2 separate regions of the Homo sapiens genome follow, and region 2 is linked to region 1. Evidence: read pairs that join two places in POLR2A ChIA-PET (ENCODE). Cell type or tissue: A673. All regions are shown on one strand. Each heading gives the region's core, and the rest is flanking DNA. Links, peaks and the distances in the headings are about the cores only.

Region 1 (7,850 bases), core at 933-5,932:
CACACCCGGCTAATTTTTTGTGTTTTTAGTAGAGACGGGGTTTCACTGTGTTAGTCAGGATGGTCTTGATCTCCTGACCTTGTGGTCCGTCCTCCTTGGCCTCCCAAAGTGCTGGGATTACAGGCGTGAGCCATTGCACCTGGCCAGGGGTTGGTACTTTCTAGTTAAAATGTTTACCTAATACTCGTGTATAAAAATATTTACCAAATCGTTGTGATAGTGAAAAATAGGAAATAAAGGATCTGTTGTGGTTTAGACATAGAGTAGCAGAATAAACAGTAGTAGAAAAAGGAACAAGCCAGCCTGGCCAACATGATGAAACCCCGTCTCTACTAACAATACAAAAAATAGCTGGGCGTGGTGGTGGATGCCTGTAATCCCAGCTACCTGGGAGGCGGCTGCAGGAGAATCGCTTGAACCCAGGAGGCGGAGGTTGCAGTGAGCTGAGATCACACCACTGCACTTCAGCCTGGGCAATAGAGCAAGACTCTGTCTCAAAAAAAATAAAAAAAAAAAAAAGAAAGAAAAAGGAACAAACTAGATCTACCTTTGTATCTTTGTGGAAAAATATCTCAATATTTTGAGGGAAAGCAAAGTACAGAAGAGTACATGCCATGTAACGCTATCTAAATAAAAGTTTAAAAACATGTAAACAGTACTGTCTTGTTTATGGACTCTTAGAAAAAAGTATAAAAGAATGCATGGGAATGATAAACACTGTATATTTAGGGTATTAATCAGTTCTGGGAGGGTACACAGGGGACGTAGATCCTAAGATAGTATGGCGATGTTAAGACTGGGCCAAGCTGGGTTGTAAGTTCATGGTGGGTATTTTCTCTTCTTCTTTTTTTTTTTTTTTTTTTTTTTTTTTTTTGAGATGTAGTCTTGCTCTGTCGCCCAGGCTGGAGTGCAGTGGCGCGATCTTGGCTCATTGCAATGTCCGCCTCCCGGGTTCCAGTGATTCTTCTGCCTCAGCCTCCTGAATAGCTGGGATTATAGGCATGTGCCACCATGCCCAGCTAATTATGCATTTTTAGTAGAGAGGGGGGCGTTTCTCCATGCTGGTCAGGCTGGTCTCGAACTCCTGACCTCAGGTGATCCGCCTGCCTCAACATCCCAAAGTGCTGGGATTACAGGTGTGAGCCACTGTGCCCAACCTATGGTGGGTATTTTCTTTTTCTCTCTCTCTTTTTTTTTTTTAAGACGGAGTTTCGCTGTTGTTGCCCAGGCTGGAGTGCATGGTGCAATCTCGGCTCACCATAACCTGCACTTCCTGGGTTCAAGCAATTCTCCTGCCTCAGCCTCCCAAGTAGCTGGTATTACAGGCATGCACCACCACGCCCAGCTAACTTTGTGTTTTTAGTAGAGACAGGGTTTCTCCATGCTGGTCAGGCTGGTCTCAAGCTCCCGACCTCAGGTGATCCACCCACCTCAGCCTCCCAAAGTGCTGGGATTACAGGCATGAGCCACCGCACCTGACCCATGGTGGGTATTTTCTATACTTTTAGTTGCTTTGAATCTTTTTAGAGGGAATACACAGTTTAATCTCAGATAAGCTTACCATGTCTGCTTATAGTTAGTTCAGGGAGAGATTGATATTGATACATGTTTCCATCGGTTTGTCTGTCTTTATACTAGAAGGCAACAATATTAAGAGAGAAATAGAAAATGAGAAAATGAGAGTGCTAAGGGATTAAGTCTATCAGCTGCAGATGATTTGATTTGTCAAATTATGTCTTTCAAACTCATGTAAGTTAATGAGTTACTAATATTTCCTGAGTTTTAAAAACTCATAATTTTAAAATATGTAAGCAGTTGTTTTTAAATATTAGCTTAAGTGTTATGCTGGGAACATAAGCAAGTAGTAAAAATTAAATTGTTTCTGTTGCAACCCTAGTTAAGATAGGAGTGAGGCAGGGAGAATGCAGGTACTATAGTAATGACAGACTGCTCCCCTTCAATCTGTCTTGAAAACCTGGGGCCGGGCGCGGTGGCTCATGCCTGTAATTCCAGCACTTTGGGAGGCCGAGGCGGGCGGATCCCTTGAGGTCAGGAGTTCTCAAGACCGGCCTGGACAACGTGGTGAAACGCCATCTCTACTAAAAGTACAAAAATTAGCCGGGCCTGGTGGCGGGCGCCTGTAATCCCAGCTACTCGGGAGGCTGAGGCAGGAGAATTGCTTGAACTTGGGAAAGACAGGTTGCAGTGAACCAAGATTGCTCCACTGCAGTCTAGCCTGGGCGACAAAGCAAGACTCTGTCTTACAAAAAAAGAAAAAGGAAAAAAATGAAAACCTGGAACACACCTTGGCCTTCTAAGTCTCATCTCTTTTTCCAGTTTGTGCCATTTTGCCCTTTGCCCTCCCGTGCTTTCCCCTCAAATCTTCTTGGTAGTGAGTTTTCTAGTATCACCTTTTATCTCTGATGCTTTTTAACTCATCAGACATAAAAGTAATGAGCTCTGGTGTGCATTATAATTCCTTGAGGCCTTGTTAGAACAGTTTGGCTCCACCTCAGAGTTTCTGACCTGGTAGTTGTGGGGTAGAGCCTGTGAATTTGCATTTCTAATAAGCTTCCTTGTGATGGTGATCCTGCTGTGTCAGTATCTCAGTTTTGAGAACTACTGGTTTAACTGTTGTTTCTTTGCAGTTCAGTAATCTTTTTTTTTTTTTTTTTTTTTTGAGAGATGGAGTCTTGCTCTGTTGCCCAGATTGGAGTGCAGTGGCACGACCTCGGCTCACTGCAACCTCTGCCTCCTGGGTTTAAGCGATTCTCCTGCCTCAGCCTCCCGAGTAGCTGGGACTACAGGCACGTGCCACGATGCCCGGCTAATTTTTTGTATTTTTAGTAGAGATGGCGTTTCACTGTGTTAGCCAGGATGGGTCTCGATCTCCTGACCTCGTGATCTACCCACCTTGGCCTCCCAAAGTGCTGGGATTACAGGCATGAGCCACCACGCTTGGCTGCATTTCAGTAATCTTAAAAGAGTTTCAGTAATCTTAAAAGAGGTTCAGCTTAATTTCCCAAATTAACATGATTCTCAGACATTTCTTTTTTCCTTTTTTTTTTTTTTTTTGAGGCAGAGTCTCGCTCTGTTACCCAGGCTGGAGTGCAGTGGTGTGATCTCGGCTCACTGCAACCTCCGCCTCCCGGGTTCAAGTATTTCTCCTCCCTCAGCCTCCTGAGTAGCTGGGACTACAGGCAAGCGCCACCACGCCCAGCTAACTTTTATATTTTTAGTAGAGACAGGGTTTCACCACGTTGGGCAGGCTGGTCTCTATCTCTTGACCTTGTGATCCGTCCACCTCGGCCTCCCAAAGTGCTGGGATTATAGGCATGAGCCACTGCACCTGGCCGATTCTCAGACATTTCTAACTTGTACATTTCTAATATTTTAGATCCAGATTTAAAGAACCATGGTACAGCAGAACACTCAAGTCCTTACCCTTGGGTTAGATACTTTGTATTTTGTTTTCTTATAAAATTGGGAATAGGTCTAAATGATCTCTTATGACCCTGAAATTTTATATATACATACATATTTTAATATATGTTTTAATATGTAAAATATGTAACAATGTATACATTGTTATATATACATTGTTATATATAACACACAAATAGGTATTGATGTATGTAATAAACACATATGTAACATGTAACATTAAAAGATATATTAAAATATGTACTTTTTTTTAGAGATGGGGTCTCACTTTGTTACCTAGGCTGGGGTATAGTGGCACGATCCACTGCAGCCTTGAACTCCTGGGCTCAAGCAATCCTCCTACCTCAGCCTCCCAGGTAGCTAGGACTACAGGCTCTCTCCACCATGCTGGGCTAATTAAAAAAAATTTTTTTTGTGGAGATAGAGTCTTACTGTGTTGACCAGGCTGGTCTGGAGCTCCTGGCCTCAAGCCATCCTCCCACCTTAGCCTCCCAAAGTGTGGAGATTACAGACATGAGCCACCGTGCCTAGCCCTGAAATTACAATGCTATGAATCATAATCTTTGTTTAAATATTTTCATAGTGTGATTTTAACCACCAAAGAGCCTCGATTTGTATAGCAATATTCAGACTACTAAAACTTGACTTTAGAGCCATTTTTCTACAAAGTTAATTATAACCTCTCTCAGTTTCCCATCTTGTTCCTTTCACCTTACACCATAGGGTGAGGACCAACAGGGTAAACAAATCTTTCCCATGCTATTTTTATTTTGTTTCATAATTGTTATGATTGGGGAAGGAGGGTGGTTTAAAAATAGCTTGTAAAGAAGCGTTAATTTTTACCAACTAATAGCTTAAGTTGCCTACTCAAGGATATAGTGAAAGGGAAATCTGCACATCCCTTGAAGGATGCCTTCCCCTCAAGGAATTTAGAGGGTTTCTTTTTGCTATAGTGTTGTGATATATATATATGTCTTAGGCTTTCAAAGTTTCAGTGTTCTACTTTAATTATCTGTTTTTTTTCTTTTTTTCCTTAAAAAATTTTGTTTTTTTGAGACACAGTCTCTATTGCCCAGGCTGGAGTGCAGTGGCATGATCTCTGCTCACTGTGGCCTCTGCCTCACGGGTTCTAGCGATTCTCCTGCCTCAGCCTCCTGGGTAGCTGGAATTAGAGGCACACACCACCACACCCGACTAATTTTTGTATTTTTAGTACAGTCCAGGTTTCACCATGTTGGCCAGGCTGGTCTTGAACTGCTGACCTCAGGTGATCCACCCACCTCGACCTCCCAAAGTGCTGGGATTACAGGTGTGAGCCACCGCACCCGGTCAATAATCTTTTTATAAATTGAGAATGTTCTACTTTAACTGTCAAAGTTCCTTACCCCATCACTTTTTTCTAAACATAATTATATATACATTCCTGCCTCAGTATCCATGAAAGGTTGGTCCCAGGTCCTTCCATGGATACCAAAATCTACAGATGCTCAAGTCCCTGATATAAAATGGCATAGTATTTGCGTATAACCTGTACACATCTTCCTGTATACTTTAAGTCATCTCTAGATTACTTATAAAACCTAATACAGTGTAAGTGCTCTGTAAATAGTTGTTATGCTGTGGTGTTTAGGGAATAATGACCAAAGAAGTCTGCACATGTTCAGTACAGACATCATTTTTTCCCCAGTGTATTTGACCCACAATTGGTGGAACTCATAGACACAGAGGGCTGGCTGTACTTTATTTCCCTATTGTTCTTTCTCATAAAATAGAAAGTTGAAATTAATGTATACGTTTAAAGCCAACTGTTAAAACACAGCCTTATATATTTGGGTATTATTTTTTTCTGCCCACATGTTCCGACTAGATCGATGCCTTTATTAAATTTTAAGATTCAACTTCAGTTTTCATCATGATGTAGAGATATCAGTTTTATAGATTGTATGTTTATTTGCCATAATTGGGTTTTCACTATTTAGATTACACCCCAAATGACAGTTTTTTTTTTTCCTTGAGTCGGAGTCTCGCTCTTGTTACCCAAGCTGGAGTGCAGTAGCACGATGTTGTCTCACTACAACCTCTGCCTCCTGGGTTCAAGCGATTCTCCTGCCTCAGGCTCCTGAGTAGCTGGGATTATAGGAGCCCCCACCACGCCTGGCTAATTTTTGTACTTTTAGTAAAGATGGGGTTTCGCCATGTTGGCCAGGCTGGTCTCGAACTCCTGACCTCAGGTGAGCCACTGTGCCCAGCCATGATGACAATTTTTAACAGCTATTTTAATCCACACTTACAGTCAGGATAATTCTTGCACAGACCCAGTTGGTTAAAAAAAGAAAAAGAAAATTTTAAAGGGTAATTTATTTTTCAAATGGGCAATATACACACTTTTATAAAATTCAAAATGTGTAAAAGCAATATATATAGTTCTCATTCTCACCCCTAAGCTTTCCTTCCTAAAGGCAATTATTTATTAACTAGTTTCTTGTGGGTTTTTTTTTTGTTTTTTGTTGTTTTTTTTTTTTTTTTTTTGAGACAGAGTCTCACTCTATCACCCAGGCTGGAGTGCAGCGGTGAGATCTGGGCTCACTGCAACCTCCGCCTCCCTCGTTCAGGCAATTCTCCTGCCTCAGCCTCCCGAGTAGCTGGGACTACAGGCGCGCGCCACCATGCCCGGCTAATTTTTGTATTTTTAGTAGAGATGGGGTTTCAGCATGTTGGCCAGGCTGGTCTCGAACTCCTGACCTCATGATCCGCCCACCTCAGCCTCCCAAAGTGCTGGGATTACAGGTATGAGCCCCTGTGCCTGGCGTTTCTTGTGTATTCTTGGGAGATATTTTATGCACATGTAAAGATGGATAGTTACGTGCTTTTTCTTTTTTAAAAAAGATCTGTTTCTGAATCTGAATGTCCTGTGTGTGTGTATGTGTGTGTGACAGAGTCTCGCTCTGTCACCCAGGCTGGAGTGCAGTGTCACAATCTCAGCTCACTGCAACCTCCGCCTCCTGGGTTCAAGCGATTCTCCTGCCTCAGCCTCCCCGGTAAATGGGATTACAGGTGTGCGCCACCACACCCAGCTAATTTTTGTATTTTTTTTAGAGATGGGGTTTCACCATGTTGGTCATGCTGGTCTCGAAGTCCTGACCTTGTGATCCACCCGCCTTGGCCTCCCAAAGTGCTGGGATTACAGGTGTGAGCTACCGTGCCCAGCCCAAATGTACTTTTAAGAATAAAAAACTGGCCAGGCACTGTGGCTCACACCTGTAATTCCAGCACTTTGGGAGGCTGAGGCGGAAGGATCGCTTGAGTCTAGGCATTAGACACCAGCCTGGGAAACATAGTGAGACCTTGTCTCTGCATTAAAATAATAATAATAATAATAATAGGCCAGGTGCGGTGGCTCACTCCTGTAATCCCAGCACTTTGGGAGGCCGAGGTGGGCAGATCACGAGGTCAGGAGATCGAGACCATCCTGCTAACACGGTGAAACCCCATCTCTTCTAAAAATACAAAAAAAATTAGCCCGGCGTGGTGGTGGGCACCTGTAGTCCCAGCTGCTCAGGAGGCTGAGGCAGGAGAATGGCGTGAACCCGGGAGGCGGAGCTTGCAGTGAGCCAAGATCGTGCCACTGCATCCAGCCTGAGCAACAGAGCAAGACTCCATCTAAAAAAAAAATTACATTAAAAAAAATAATAAACAACTTTGAGATAGGGTATTACAGTAACATTTAGTGTACAATTTGAGTTTTGACAAATATAGTTGTCCAATCTCTACCAAAATAATGATTTTGAACATTTCTATCACTCCTCAAATTTTCTTCATGTCTCTTTTATAGTTATTCCCCCCTCCAACTCCCTCCAGCCACTGGAACCATGGATCTGCTTTCTGTCACTATAGTTTTGCCTGTTCTAGAATGTCATATAAATGGAATCATACATCATGTAGCCTTATGTCTGGCTTCTTTCACTTAGCAGTATGCTTTTGAGATTCAGCTGTATCAGTGCCATCAGCCAAGGAAGTGTTGAATGAGTGTGTTAAATGTCTATTAGCCTAAGTTTGGCTTAGGGTTTTAAAATTATATTGGCTCCTGAAATGGACTGATGGATCTTGTATTCTGCTTAGATAAATCTTAGCTCTTGAGTTAAAAACCTTGATGTTATTCAGCATGGAAAAAAGTAACTCAGTTTGAAAGGGGCAAAAGATTAAAGCGAAATCAAAAGTAAAATTCCACTTAATGAACATGGCAGGACTTCAGAATTGTTCAATTGTTAAATTGTTAAATTCAAGTTATATTTTAATTAACAACCTGTTGCTATAGCAATGTCTTAAATAAAGCCAGGTGTTCTTAGTTATACCAACCTGTGCTGTCAGTAATATTTGAGAATGGGAACTATACAGTAGGCTATTAC
Region 2 (7,850 bases), core at 1,874-6,873, 410 kb before region 1:
GCTCTGTCACCCAGGCTGGAGTGCAGTGGCACCATCTCGGCTCACTGCAACCTCCGCCTCCTGCTTTCAAGCGATTCTGCTATCTCAGCCTCCTGAGTAGCTGGGATTACAGGCACACACCACCGTGCCTGGCTAATTTTTGTATTTTTAGTAGAGATGAGGTTTCATCATGTTGGTCAGGCTGGTTTCGAATTCCTGATCTCGTGATCCACCTGCCTTGGCCTCCCAAAATGCTGGGATTACAGGCATGAGCCACCGCGCCCAGCCGAGAAGCTGAGATTCTAACTAAAGTCAGCCCCAGTCCAAGGGCCAAGCTCCTAACCACTATGCAGCATGGCCTTCCAGATGAATAAGTGAAAGGAGTAGTGGGCAAGGCCACAGTATCACTAAAGAGTCTGGTCTAGGGTCTATACCCGCCCACCATGCACTTAACACTTGGTCTGGCAGCACGTAACTCTGACCCAGTTTTCTTTATACCACAGGCAACTCCTAAACCTCAGTTTTCCTGGACACACAGTGGGAGGAACAACTCCAGCCCATTTCTGGCCCTCCAGACATTGGTTGCTGCCAAGAGAGAACATGTGCACATCTACATCAACCAGAACTGAATGTTACACAAACCACAGGTGCTGGCTTTGCTAACTTGGCACATCACATCTCTGGGAGTTGCCAGTGTCAGTGGCTTAAGTGGTCTAAGGTGAAGGGGGTAGCCCTTACCCAGTAGTGACAGCCAAGAGAGGGATGGTGACACAGCAGGTTACAAAGGACTCTGTAGCTGTCAGCCGTTAACATGTGACAAGCCTGAAACCTCCAGGCCTTTTTCTGTGCAGATGGAAAGATGCCAAGTGCTGGCACCCTGGGCCACCATGTCTGCTGAGTGGCCAGGTGCCCCAACAACACACTGACTACTGGCACTGAGAGAGCACATGAATCAGGAGGAACAAGGCCACACTAAAGGAGATTAGTCTCAAGATTGCCATTTAGCTGACTGAAGGAAAACAACCTATTACAGTAATGTTCCTTTTCTGATCTTCATTTTCACTCCCTCAACAAAATCCATCCAGTGTCCAAAAGGGTGCTGCTCATTTGCAAATCCAAAACCACCAAAACCACCACCAACTCTCCAAAGGCTTCCCCTGTTCTCCAGGTAAATATGAAATGCCATGCCACAGCTGACAAGGCCTGCCCTCACCAACCCCTCCAACCTCAGCTGGCTCCTCTCACTCTCTGTGCTCCAACCATACTTTCAGTTCCTCATAAAACTCCCCACCCACTGCCTGCTTCCAGAGCCTTTGCAAATCCAGGCCCTCAGCCTGAAATTTTCCTCAACGTCCTGTCACTCTGCTTGGTAAATACTTGTTTGGTCTTCACAATATTTACTCGAACATCACTTCCTCAAAGAAGCCTTCTATGATACCCTCTTAGCCCTAGGACCAAGTCAAATCCCTCTCAGATGTTCTTAACTCTTTCTTTCAATACACTTATTCCAAGTGTAATTTTACTAACTTTGACATATTCATCAGTACACTCTAAGCTGGAACCCTATCTGACACTGTATCTCAGGGCCTAACAGTCTCTGGAATGTAACAGATGTTTTATATACATTTGTTGACTGAAAAAATAAAATTTCAGAGAGAAGGAAAACGAAGCTGTATCCAAATCAAAGAGTTCTACTTAGAGCTGTTCTCCTCCCTACATGACCTTAAGCCAAACAATTCTCTCCCCTTCCCCCTTTCTCTCCCAAATTTCTTACAGAAGTTACTTTCTGTCCTGACATTCTTTAAGCTGGTGGTAGCCATAGTGATAAGCTGGCCTACAGCCAGAAACAGTCTAAAAAGATATCACCTTGTCTGAGTGCTCCAGGCTTCCAAAATAAAAGTTCCCAGCACAGGCCCAGGCAGGCACAAACACAAAAGCCTTTCCCCAGTAAAGACACTGAACCAAACAACCAGGACCCCCTGAAAGAAATGAGTAATCCCCAGGGCAGACAGTGCCCCCCGAGTGACCCACCCAAAGAAAGAAGGGAGGGGAGGCAAGGCTACAGGGGCAGAAGCAGGCATTCTGTGCCCTGATGAGATTTTAAACCCTCTTTTACTCCTTGGATGAAGCAGAGATGTGCCCAAACACTAAATATCAAAGTCGCTCCTGATGAGGCAGCTTCAGAGGAGGTCCACAGATTGTGGCTCAGAAAAGCAATATCAGCAACTAAAGAAGTTCACATAAAGCTCTAATTAAGGCCATTTTCCCTCTACAGAAGCAGGAGGATCTTCTCCTTACCCTTCTCTTATGTAGGGTAGGCAGGTAGGGGGTGGCAGGAAGGGAGGCAGAAGTATTTTTTGAGCACCACTTAGTGCCAGGCATAGTGACAGGTACTTTATAGACAGGGCTATTAATAAAAAACAAATGGGAAATGAATAAGCACATACACAGATAGGTAGCTGATGCTCAGCGAGGTTAAGCAACTTGTCCAACTATTGAATGGTAAGGTCAAGGGTCACACCCACAGCCAGATGTGGTGGCTCATACCTATAATCCCAACACTTCAGAAGGCAGAGGAGGGAGGATCACTTGAAACCAGGAGTTCAAAACCAGCCTGAGCAACACAGCAAGATCCCATCTCTACAAAAAATTAAAAGATTAGCCAGGTGTGGTGGCACATGACTGTAGTCCCACTACTAGGGAGGCTGAGGTGGGAGGATCTCTTGACCTCAGGAAGTCGAGGCTGCAGTGAGCCAAGACTGTGCCACTGCATTCCAGCCAGGGCAACAGAGCAAGACCCTGTCTCTTTAAAAAAAAAAAAAAAAAAAAGTTGGCCAGGCACGGTGGCTCATGCTTGTAATCCCAGCACTTTGGGAGACCGAGGTGGGTGGATCACTTGAGGCCAGGCGTTCGAGACCCAGGAGTTCAAGACCAGCCTGACCAACATGGGGAAACCTCATCTCTACTAAAAACACAAAAAAATTAGCCAGGCATAGTGGTGTGCACCTGTAATCCCAGCTACTTGGGACGCTGAAGCAGGAGAATCACATGAAACCAGGAGGTGAAGATTGCAGTGAGCCGAGATCACGCCATTGCAATCCAGCCTGGGCAACAAGAGCAAAACTCCATCTCAAAAAAAAAAAAAAAAAAAAAAAAATCATACCCAGCTTTGCCTGAATCAGACTTTTTTCTCCTACCCCAATGCTGCCTTTGTGGGTCATCTATTAGCCCCACTCTGCTCCTCACCCCTTTACCACCACCTTCCTAACCAGAATTGGGAATGTAGCTCCTGGTAAGCTCTCTGGCAAAGAAAAGTCTGTCTTCCATGAGCACAACCCACCACAATTGATACATACAAAACTGAGATGCACCACCACTTCCTAGGTTTGGAGCACAGTTTGTTGTAGGGAGCAAAATTCATCATCTGCAACTATGGGCATGAGGCTGGATTTTCTGAAAACCCAAAATGAGACCACAGTGATGAAGTCTCTGCATTTCCCAGAACCCACAGCTCTGGGCACTAGTATGGTATTCCTGCAGTGTAGCATGCCTTAAACCAAAGGATGGTGTGCTCCATCACACCATCAGAAAGACAGTACCTGCAGGGTAGACAATCCCAGCTGAAGTCTCCATAGCTCCTCTAGCTAGGCAGAGAGGGTAGCAACTCCATACCTGAGTCACCTGCCTCTACACAGCATCTTCTGCAAGGTTAAGCAGCCATTCATTGTGCTGTAGTTCAAGGTTAACCCTTCCCCCTGCACTCATTTCAGGATCTGCCTCTTATCAAAACCTATGCCAGCTGATTATTATAATGATAACTATTATGCCATTATAATAACATTATTGTGCTTTTTTTCTGCACTTGACATCTGTTGGCTGATAGGTTTAAACAGTACATAAGCAATAATTATGCAGTGCTCTCTCCTTTCCAACCAAGCCTCTAGTGTGACTCTTAATGTTACATCCAACTGCAATAAATGCCCAGCCCGAGCAGCAGTGGGAAACATGGCTCATCTGGGTTCACCCACCATGCCTCTAGTCACAGTGCCAGAAACAGAGGCTCAACTAGGTCCCTAATTGTTAACATGCTCCCCTGCTCTCCCAGGGATTTGGGGGAAATACTACCCAGCAAGCAATTTATTGTTGAAAACCCCCGCAGGGCTGGAGGAGTTATATACAAGTCTCAGTACTGCAGAGGGACAAGCAGTACCAAATCACAACAGCACACACCATCACAAGAGAAGAAGCACAGGAAAATGCATTCCTCCACTGGGAGTTCTCAAACAAATGATTTCCAGAGAGTCATTCTGCCTGGTTCCCCACACACAGTTCTTGGCAATTGCTGGTAAAATTGGCAGAAGGGAGAGGAGGGGTAGGACTATCTCCAGGCTTCTATTTTGAAGTTGAGAAATCACTAAACTGGCTGCTCAGCCTTCTTTATAGGACCCGCCAGAGTCCAGGATAGAGTCTGGAGGCCAAAGCAGAGAAGTCCCACCTCCTGTCAGCCAAAGCCCTTGCATCTACCTTTCACACTGTTGATGACAATCAAGGTAGAAAAAAGATGTGAGATTCTTTAACTGCAGACTATCAATATGCCTGAATTACACATTAGCCCTATTAAAGTAAAGGCAACCCATAGCAAGGCTTCACTAAAAAATGATGTTAAAACAAACCTCGCCAGGGGACCAGGGCTGGCCTGTTTTGTTTTCTACACTGTAATACACAGTTTTTGTTTTTTTGGTTTTTTTTAAGGCAGAGAAGGGGGTGGAAGGTTATTTGAATTTAAACGAGCAGTAAACACTATAATCTGTGTGCAAGGAGAAAAGGAACATTCAGAAGTGCCAAGTGCAGCCTCTTGGGACATGTGTGGCCAGGGCAGTAGTAGCCCGGGGGGCTTTCTCCTTCAGCCTCAACACGCTGCTCTCATTGCTTGGGAGCAGGCAAGCCAGCAGGCAAGGTCCACGCAGCACAAAAAGGCACTGTTCCCTAGGTCTAAGGAGAAGATTGCCCTCTCAGAAGGAAATTAATATGACGCAACACGGAATGAGCAGGGCGAGTCATCCACAGAAGTCACCTATCTAAGGAGGGGGTTTGAAGAGGTGTTACTCAAGGCATGGACCACATCTGTCTCATTCATCACTGTATTTCCAGGGCTAAGCAGGTCCTGGCACACAATGGGTACTCAGCAAATAATGGTGGACTGAATGGTAACCAGAAAGAACCCTTAGGTTGGAAGCCACTGACAAGAGCTAGAATCTAACTGTTCCTATTGTAACCTGTGGTAACAAAAGAGCCGTGGACGGCAAAGAATATATAAAGGGAGCCAAGAGAATAAAAATGAGTCTATCTCCAGTACCTGGTGCCTTAATAGACTGACAAGTGTATTCTGGTCAGATTACAATATAGCCCTAGAAGGACAAAGTGGGAAGGAGAAAAGGGGAAGAGGGAAGAGTGAGAAACAAGTGAGACAAAACATTTATTGAGTGCTTACCATGTATATATCTGAAAAACCCAGGGGGTTTCACAGCTGAGGACACAGGAGCAGGGGGGTTGAGTAGCTCCTCTGAAGTCTCACAGCTGTTACATGGTTTAAATCTGGGTGTATCTGATGCTATGACCCAAAAGCTTGCCACCATAATTTGCCTTGGTTTCCTCCAGAGGGGAGCTGGCTTCCCAGCTAATCTCTCCTACAGAGGAGAGATGCTCTTACATGTCCACATAAATCAACTTAGTCGTCATGTTTATTGGAGTTAGTTAACTGGAACTGTGACTTGATGGTCTCTTATGAATTTCACATGCCTGAGGCAGGCCCCCAGGAACTGAAACCTGGATGAACTAACTAAGTTTACAGGCCTGCAAAGCTGCACACCAGTAAGGTCCTAAGTCATCAGCTTTCTAGGGCAAACCTCTCTGGCCCGGCACAGGTCAGGTCTGGGTAAGGAAAGAACCTAAGCATGACCTCTACATGCCCCCAAGTTCTCCTCAGAAATTACAAAGAAGCCTTCCCTACTCCATGCTATGTCAGCCATACACAGAATTCTATTTGAAGGCTTTAAATTCTGATTTAAGTAGGACTAACAGAAGTAAAAAGCCAAGGATTTCTGCATGGTCCTTAGAAGCAAATGAGCCTTCCCTCCATGTCCATGGTGCTCCTGCCTCCCCGGAGTTTCCAGAGACCTTCCACACCCATGATGTCAGGTGCAGCAGAGTAGAAAGGGCAAGGTGATTTTCCATATTCTATTCAGAAGAGACCAGAGGTGAGAATCAGCCAGTGCTCCTAATGGAGGTGAATACCCTGGACAAACTCAGAGGCAGCTTAGGTTGTACTAAAAAACATTTTCAAGGTTGTCTGTTTATTGCACCTCCTGTATGAGGGCTTTCATCAGTTAAAATGGGTTTTTTCAAAGCACAGGGAAGCGGATGATTCACCCAGGTGCACAACAGCTGCTGGGAAGACCTGTGGGAAGAGGCCACCCGGCAAAGGCAGGCTGTGTATGGTAAGAAGGGTCTCCAAGGAATGCCCTACATGCCAAGCCACATGCTGTCAGGATATTAATCCAAACCCATCTTGCACACTTTACAATGTTTACTCTCTCTGGGATGTGGAGCATTAAATTATATCCAAGGACTACACAAGTCCTTCCAATTCTATTCCACACTCACTTCTTTGCTAAAAAGATTTGTAACCTGGAAACAAAGCCCTCTGCCTAATAGCAGCAATAACTCTCCGCAAAGAATAGGAAGCCAGACTGTCAGTTCAAACTCTCCTAAAAGGTATTGCCCCATTGAAGCTTTAGTTTAGGTTTCTCCAAAAAGTGGAGAAACCTACTACTGATCCCCTTTTTCCAGAGAGGACAGGCCTGTGTAACTAAGCATCCTGAAAGGAGGGTTCAAACCAAAAGAGGAAAGAGGAATCACCACCACTCCATTCCTGCCCTAACTGCAATGGTCCTGGAAATGGTAAAGAATTCCAAAGAGGACTGCCTCATTGCTACAAGAACTAAGAACAAGGTACATTAATAGGAGACAAAGCTACCTGGATTAGTCACAGCCCTACTCTGGCTAGCAGTATGACCCTAAATGGGTCATTTAGACTCTCCGAGCCTCAATATTTTACCACCATAAAATGGGGGTGTTGTGTGGCCAGGCACAGTGGCTCATTCTTATAATCCCAGCACTTTGGGAGGTCAAGGTGGAAGGATCGCTTGAGGCCAGGAGTTCAAGACCAGCCTCGGAAACATAGCAAAACCCCATCTCTACAAAAAAATTTTAAAAAATTAGCCAGGCATGGTGGCACATGCCTATAGTCCCAGCTCAGGAGGCTGAGGTGGGAGGATATCTTGAGCCCAAGATTTTGAGGTTGCAGTGAGCTACGATCACACCACTGTTACTCCAGCCTGGGTGTGAGTGAGATGTTGTCTCTAAAAAAACTACAACTAAAAAATAAATAAATGGGGATGTCATAAGAATCAGACTGAAAACAGTAAAATTTGAAAACAGTAAAATATTGCACATACTTTACACCTGATTGTTATTCCAAAGACCCCTGCATGAGAAACCCTAGGACATTTCTAGGGAGCAGAGAGGCCAAGCTGTCACATCTGAGAGGCAGTCTACAGCGACTGGGTCCAGTTGTTTACAGAGAAATCCATATGTCAGGAATAAAGTGAGGACAGAGTAAAATTTGAAGAGAAGACCACACATGGGTCTGCTCAGCTACATTTAAAAAATAACAATACAGCAGGTCTCCAAATAACATTGCTTCGATCAACATTATTTCCTTATAACACCGACGAGAAAAAAATAATTGTTTCCCAGCCAGGGCCACTGCTTGTGTGGAGTCTGCTTATTCTCCCCATGTCTGTGTGGGT

What was found. ChIA-PET counts read pairs that join two places held together with the same protein. Peaks named below come from ENCODE experiments on the same cell type or tissue, not always from the same donor. Only the 100,000 strongest peaks of a DNase experiment are listed, where the experiment ranks them.
Region 2: POLR2A ChIA-PET joins it to region 1 with 5 read pairs; 2 of 35 experiments call an interaction of 5 or more read pairs at or near these places.

What each region holds. Positions count from the first base shown.
Region 1 is chr5:139,589,939-139,597,788 of GRCh38, forward strand. All of the region lies in intron 1 of UBE2D2 (ubiquitin conjugating enzyme E2 D2), which reads left to right. Among named protein-coding and RNA genes, the nearest start is that of UBE2D2, 33 kb to the left of the region's middle. In A673, for the core only: no CTCF peak of the experiment used is centred there; no DNase peak of the experiment used is centred there; H3K27ac peaks cover 348 bases.
Region 2 is chr5:139,177,271-139,185,120 of GRCh38, forward strand. All of the region lies in intron 1 of SIL1 (SIL1 nucleotide exchange factor), which reads right to left. Among named protein-coding and RNA genes, the nearest start is that of SIL1, 17 kb to the right of the region's middle. In A673, for the core only: no CTCF peak of the experiment used is centred there; a DNase peak (open chromatin) is centred at 4,221; H3K27ac peaks cover 2,636 bases.